2 separate regions of the Homo sapiens genome follow, and region 2 is linked to region 1. The links are chromatin loops, found by intact Hi-C in ENCODE. Cell type or tissue: GM12878. All regions are shown on one strand. Each heading gives the region's core, and the rest is flanking DNA. Links, peaks and the distances in the headings are about the cores only. Region 1 overlaps FXYD6-FXYD2 (FXYD6-FXYD2 readthrough). Region 2 has its middle 18 kb from the start of TMPRSS13.

Evidence for each region. A loop is a pair of places that touch in the nucleus more often than their neighbours do. Peaks named below come from ENCODE experiments on the same cell type or tissue, not always from the same donor. Only the 100,000 strongest peaks of a DNase experiment are listed, where the experiment ranks them.
Region 2: it touches region 1 in a loop (13-fold over the local background); 107 of 110 quality-filtered maps call a loop at or near these places.

The regions. Positions count from the first base shown.
Region 1 is chr11:117,842,968-117,845,884 of GRCh38, reverse strand. The region is part of intron 1 of FXYD6-FXYD2 (FXYD6-FXYD2 readthrough); the gene reads left to right. All of the region lies in intron 1 of FXYD6 (FXYD domain containing ion transport regulator 6), which reads left to right. Among named protein-coding and RNA genes, the nearest start is that of FXYD6-AS1, 11 kb to the right of the region's middle. In GM12878, for the core only: a CTCF peak has its summit at 1,720 (motif pointing left); no DNase peak of the experiment used is centred there.
Region 2 is chr11:117,945,804-117,948,720 of GRCh38, reverse strand. No RefSeq gene overlaps it. Among named protein-coding and RNA genes, the nearest start is that of TMPRSS13, 18 kb to the right of the region's middle. In GM12878, for the core only: a CTCF peak has its summit at 1,632 (motif pointing right); a DNase peak (open chromatin) is centred at 1,730; H3K27ac peaks cover 66 bases.

The sequences.
Region 1 (2,917 bases), core at 166-2,665:
GTAAAGAAACAGAATAAAATAGAAAAGAAACTATCTCATTCATAGTAAGTATTATTTTGTGATAATTGCTTCTGGTTACATGAATCTGTGTTATGCTGGGTTGCAATGTAAAATGTATTTCTTATGGGAGTGGTGATCAAAGAATCAAAAAACTGTTTCCTCAAAATTCTTGCATGTGTGCCCTGAGCAGTATGCACAAAAATGTCCACAACTCTATTTGTAATAGCATAAAATTGAGGGGGAAAAAGAAACAGACATCCATTGGCAGGAGACTAGAGCACTACATGATCATTTACCTGCACAATGGAATATTACACCACACTGAAAATGAATGCACTATAGCTAAATGTAGTAAGTCAGTGAACCACAGAAGCATAATGTCGGACAGAAAAAGCAAGTTTCAAAAGACTATAAACATGATATCATAATTATAAAGTTCAAAAAAGCTACACTAAGCAACATAATATTTAGATATATGTACGTGTTAAATATATTTTTAAGACAAAGAGCAAGGTGAATATCCATACAGTGGAATATTATTCAGCCATAAAGAGAAATAAAATATGCATACATGCTACAAGGTAGATGAACCCTGAAAACATTATGCTAACTTGAAAGCCAGACACAGAAGTCCATGTATTTTATTATTTCATTTATGTGAAATGTCCAGAGTGGGCAAACCCATTGAGACAAAAAGTAGATGAATGGTTTCAGGGTTGAAGGGAAGGGGAGTCGGGGGTGACTGCCGATGGATACAAGTTTCTTCTTGGGAGGATGAAATGTCTTGGAACCCGAGATTGGTGACGAATGCATAAGTTTGTAAATGTTCTAAAAATCACTGAATTGTACAGTTTAAGATGGCAAACTTCCTGATGTGTGAATTGTATATTTTAAATTGTGGAAAGAACACTTACTATGAGATCTACCCTCTTAACATATCTTGAAGTGTGCAATTCAATATTGTTAATTATGCTGTACAGTGTTATACAGCAGATCTCTAGCACTTACTCATTTTGCATAACTGAAATTTTATATCTGTTGATTGGCAGCTTTTTAGAAGAAGAGCAAGGGAATGATTAAAAATATGTATTTTCAGCCAGGCGCGGTGGCTCACGCCTGTAATTCCAGCGCTCTGGGAGGCCGAGGTGGGTGGATCACCTGAGGTCAGAAGTTTGAGCCTGACCAACATGGTGAAACCCTGTCTCTACTAAAAATACAAAAAATTAGCTGGGTGTGGTGGTGCATGCCTGTAATCCAAACTCCTTGGGAGGCAGAAGCAGGAGAATCGTTTGAACCCGGGAGGTGGAAGTTGCAGTGAGCCGAGATCGCACCATTGCATTCTAGCCTGGGCGACACAGGGAGACTCAGTCTCAAAATAAATAAATAAATAAATAAAAATAAAAATATATATTTTTGGGATACTGGCCACCTCTGGGAGAGAGGCAGGGGGATGGGGTGGAGGGAAATAGAGGTCACTGCAGCAGTCTTTGTAAAGCTCCATTTCCTAAGCTGCTGGTTTATGGGTGTTTCTATTATTACTATGCCTCATTATATGTGTATGTTACATATATTTTTATACATATAAGATACAGTGTAGCATTCAAAGGAAATACAAGTGTGAAATGAGACAGCATTGAAAGCAAATTACCACCTTTTGATAAAGGCTTTTTGAATCAAGGTTTGGGCCTTGACGTGGCTGTGGATGCAGTCGTTCTGACCCCTGGTGGCCGAGAGGTGAAGTGCAGTGGCGGCTGCTTGCTCAAGGCCGGAGGAAGGTAGTGACCGTGCTGGGGGCAATCAGGGTCTTGGACTGGACGGATGTCCAGGGGTTCAGGCCACTGCCAGTTTCACCCCACATGGAAAACAGCACCCAGCCTTGGGCTTTCCTGGTTCAGGAAAAGCCTCTCTGTCTCCTCTCTGGCTCTTAACCATGCTCCTTTAAGCCCAGGAGTGAGATGTGTGTCCTGCCATTGAAATCTATCCCTGGGTGCCACCTCTTGGCCCTGCCTCCTGCTTCCACCAGGATAGCCCACCTGGGGCCATCCACCCAGAGACCAGGACTGATGAGCTCCTGAGCAGAGACCTCCGCATCCTCTGGGGAAGCAGAGGCTGGGGTGCTGAGGCTCGTGGAACCAGCCTTCAAACTCCTTTTGTAGAATCAAACCACCTTTCTGGAGGATTCTGAACCAAAGCCTGTGGGAAGAGCTGACTTGGGGACTTTTGAGGTGGGACGTAAAGGGTACCTGAAGGAGGGCTGTCAGCGCTTCAGGGCCCAGGAAACCACAAGTCTCCTCTCCACCCAGCTGGCTAGACTAGAGGGACACTGGTTTACTGGCCCCATTTAGTCTGATATTAAGAGACATTTCTGATGGGGTATTGGCTGTCAGAATGAACTAGGGATGGCCACAGAAGGGTGGCCTGGAGAGAAGGACACAGTTGAGATCTTCAAAGTCACGTCCCAGAGGCAACGTGGTGGAGGAGTTACCATGCTGGGTTAGGATCTAGGCCCTGCTACTCACTCTGGTGCATGTCAGCCTCATTAAGCTTCAGGTTCTCGGCCTGCGTTAGTTGTAGTGCTTGCTAATTGTACTAACTCAATTGTGCCAATTGAATTAATACATGCAGAGCATTCTCTAAGAGTCCAAGAAATGTCAACTGGTGGTGGCTCACGCCTATAATCCCAGCCCTTTGGGAGGCTGAGGCAGATGGACCACTTGAGGTCAAGAGTTCGAGACCAGCCTGGCCAACATGATGAAACCCTGTCTCTACTAAAAATACAAAAAATTAGCCGGGCATGATGGCACACGCCTCTAATGCCAGCTACTCAGGAGGCTGAGGCAGAAGAATCACTTGAACCTGGGAGGCGGAGGTTGCAGTGAGCCGAGATCATGCCACTACGCTCTAGCCTGGGCAAGAT
Region 2 (2,917 bases), core at 154-2,653, 100 kb before region 1:
TCCCAAACTGCTGGGATTACAGGCGTGAGCCACTGCGCCCGGCCCTAACATCCTTCTTCTATTCCAGCATCTGATCCAGGGTGTCATAATTAGTTGCCATGTCTCCATAGGCTCCTCTTGGCTGTGACAGTCTCTGGGTAGAGGTGAGCCACCGCGTCCGGCCAAAAATATTTTTAATTAATTAATTAATTTTTTTTGGCGGGGCGGGGGGTGTCTCTCTCTGTTGCCTAGGCTGGAGTGCAGTGGTGTGATCTCCGCTCACTGCAGCCTCAATCTCCTGGGCTCAAGTGATCCTCCCCCCTCAGCCTTCCAAGTACCTGAGACTACAGGCATACTCCACCACGCCTGGCTAGTTTTTGTATTTTTTGTAAAGACAGGGTTTTACCATCCTGAGCTCAAGGGATCCACCCGCCTCGACCTCCCAAAGTGCTGGGATTACAGGAAGCCACCACACCCAGCCCCACCAGCCACTTCCTATCATTTCATATCATTTTCTTTTCTTTCTTTCTTTCTTTCTTTTTTTTTTTTTTTTGAGGTGGAGTTTTGTTCTTGTTGCCTAGGCTGGAGTGATGCCACAATCTCGGCTCACTGCAACCTCCACCTCCCGGGTTCAAGCAATTCTCCTGCCTCAACCTCCCGAGTAGCTAGGATTACAGGCATGTGCTACCACACCTGGCTAATTTTTGTATTTTTTGTAGAGACAGGGTTTCTCCATGTTGGTCGGGCTGGTCTCGAACTCCTGGCCTCAGGTGATCCGCCTGCCCCGGCCTCCCAAAGTGCTGGTGTTACAGGCTTGAGCCACCGCACCCGGCCGTCATTTTATTTTCTTTATGACACTTAATACTACAGAAATCATCAGTTTACTTACTTGTTCAGTTGTCTGTTGCCTGTCTCCCATTCCTTACTAGAATGTAAGCTTCTTGAGAGCAGGGCTCTTGTCTATGTGCACAGCACAGCACTCTTGTATCCAGAACCCCAGCTGCCTTGGAGCCAGTCTTCCTACTATAAGGTTAGGTCTGCAAATGGCGTCATGTTGACCTGATCCCTGTACCTTCATATATCCTGCACAGGATTGAACAGGGATGTCTAACGCTCAGCTTTAAATGATTTGCCAACATTGCCACCCCCTACCTGCCCCTTCACCCCCCGACCACTTGATCCCTGCCTTCTGACTCTAGATGTTCAGTAAAGTGTGCTCTTCACTCTGGCGTGTGGAGGCTGGGGTGTTGTCTAATGGGGTACATGGTGTACAGAAGGAGCGGCATGAATAGGATGCAGATATAGAGGTAAAACTGGGAAACTTTAAGACCCCTCCGGAATCCTTAAGGTTTGGAGAGTGCCCCTAGCTCTGCCCATACATGGGCTGGATCGCTCTGAGAGCAGGATGCCCTAAGGACATCTAAGAAGCTGACATATGGTGACATCTTTCCTCAAGAGGATGCTCAGGGCCAAAGCCACACAGTGGGAATATAGTCATGGGGGACGAGGACTTGCAGGAGGGTTGACTTAGCTGTCATGGGGCCCTGGTTTGCGGTTGTTCTAGCCTGGGGGATTCAGGCTGGCCAGCATGGTGGAGTGGGTGGAGTGAGTGGAGTGAGCAGGAGAGCCTTTCCTAGGTCTGCCACTAGGTGGCGCCCTAAGCCAAGTCCTGGAAGGCTAAGCAAGCCAAAGGGAGCTTGTTCTCCAAGCCACTTCCCAGGAAATGACTCAGGGGGGATGACTTCATCAGTGGGATGTTCTTCACTGGGATCAGTGGGGTGAGACCCAGGAGCACTGCATCACCCCATTAAAGCTGAGCTGTTCTCAGGGTGATGAGTGCCATTGGGGGTGGTCTTTTGACTCATTCATTCTTTCTCTCATTCTACATTCATCAGCATTCTAATGAGGTACTGCAAGGTACAAGGCATTGCACCTGTTCTAGAGCGACAAGGCAAGCATTTCCTCAAAGAGACTCCTGTCCTGCTCCCTCTTGAGTTTGGGCAGTGTAGTGGGAGGATGGGAGTGAGGTCCAAAAACTGGTGTCTGAGCATGGAAAATGGGGGTGTGGATGATGCAATGGGGAACACCCTGGCTCAGCCCAAACCCACAGCTCTATCTCAAACTCACTCCCAGAGTGCTGGGATTACAGGTGTGAGCCACTGCACTCGGCATAAGCTTTTTTAAGCGCATATCTTATCTCCCCCACTAGCTGAATGGTAAAACAGGCCAGGTCATATCACATTCACCACTATCTCACCAGCTCCCACCCAGCCGTGCTTCCCCAGGATTTAGCACAGTACCTTGGACATTAGGATGTTCAGTGAAGATCTGATCATGATGATGATGATGATGATGATGATGATGATGATGATGATGAATCCGTGGGCCATCTGCAAGGAGGTAGTAGGAATGTGACAGAGGCCCTGCCTGGCAAGGGCTGAATATCACAGATATTACTAAAGATGTCAAAGGTCACTGAGGCAGGGAGGTGCATGACACTGAACATGAGAGTAGCCAGCAGCTTTTTGGAAGCAGCCATGTCTCAGGCAGCTGGCACAGAGAGGCCTCCCAGCAAAGCCATCACCACCCTCATTTTTATTCTTGTGCCTCTATATTGCAGATGAACATGGATTACATTTATTGTAACACTATGGGTCCCACTAGACAAAGACTTCACACTCATCTCCTACTGGTTTGAAATCTCCTGGTGATAGAAGGATACAAGACAATATTATTCCCTGAGCACAAGAATAGGTAATGATCTTCATTGCTTATTCCCTCATGTATTCATTCATTTACTGAGTGTCTACTACACGTCCTCCACTGTGATAGGTAGATACTTAGATGCCATAATGAGCAGAAACAGATATGGCCTGTCTTCACTGAGTTTAAAATCTTGACAGACATCAACCAAATTATCATACAAATATAAAATGAT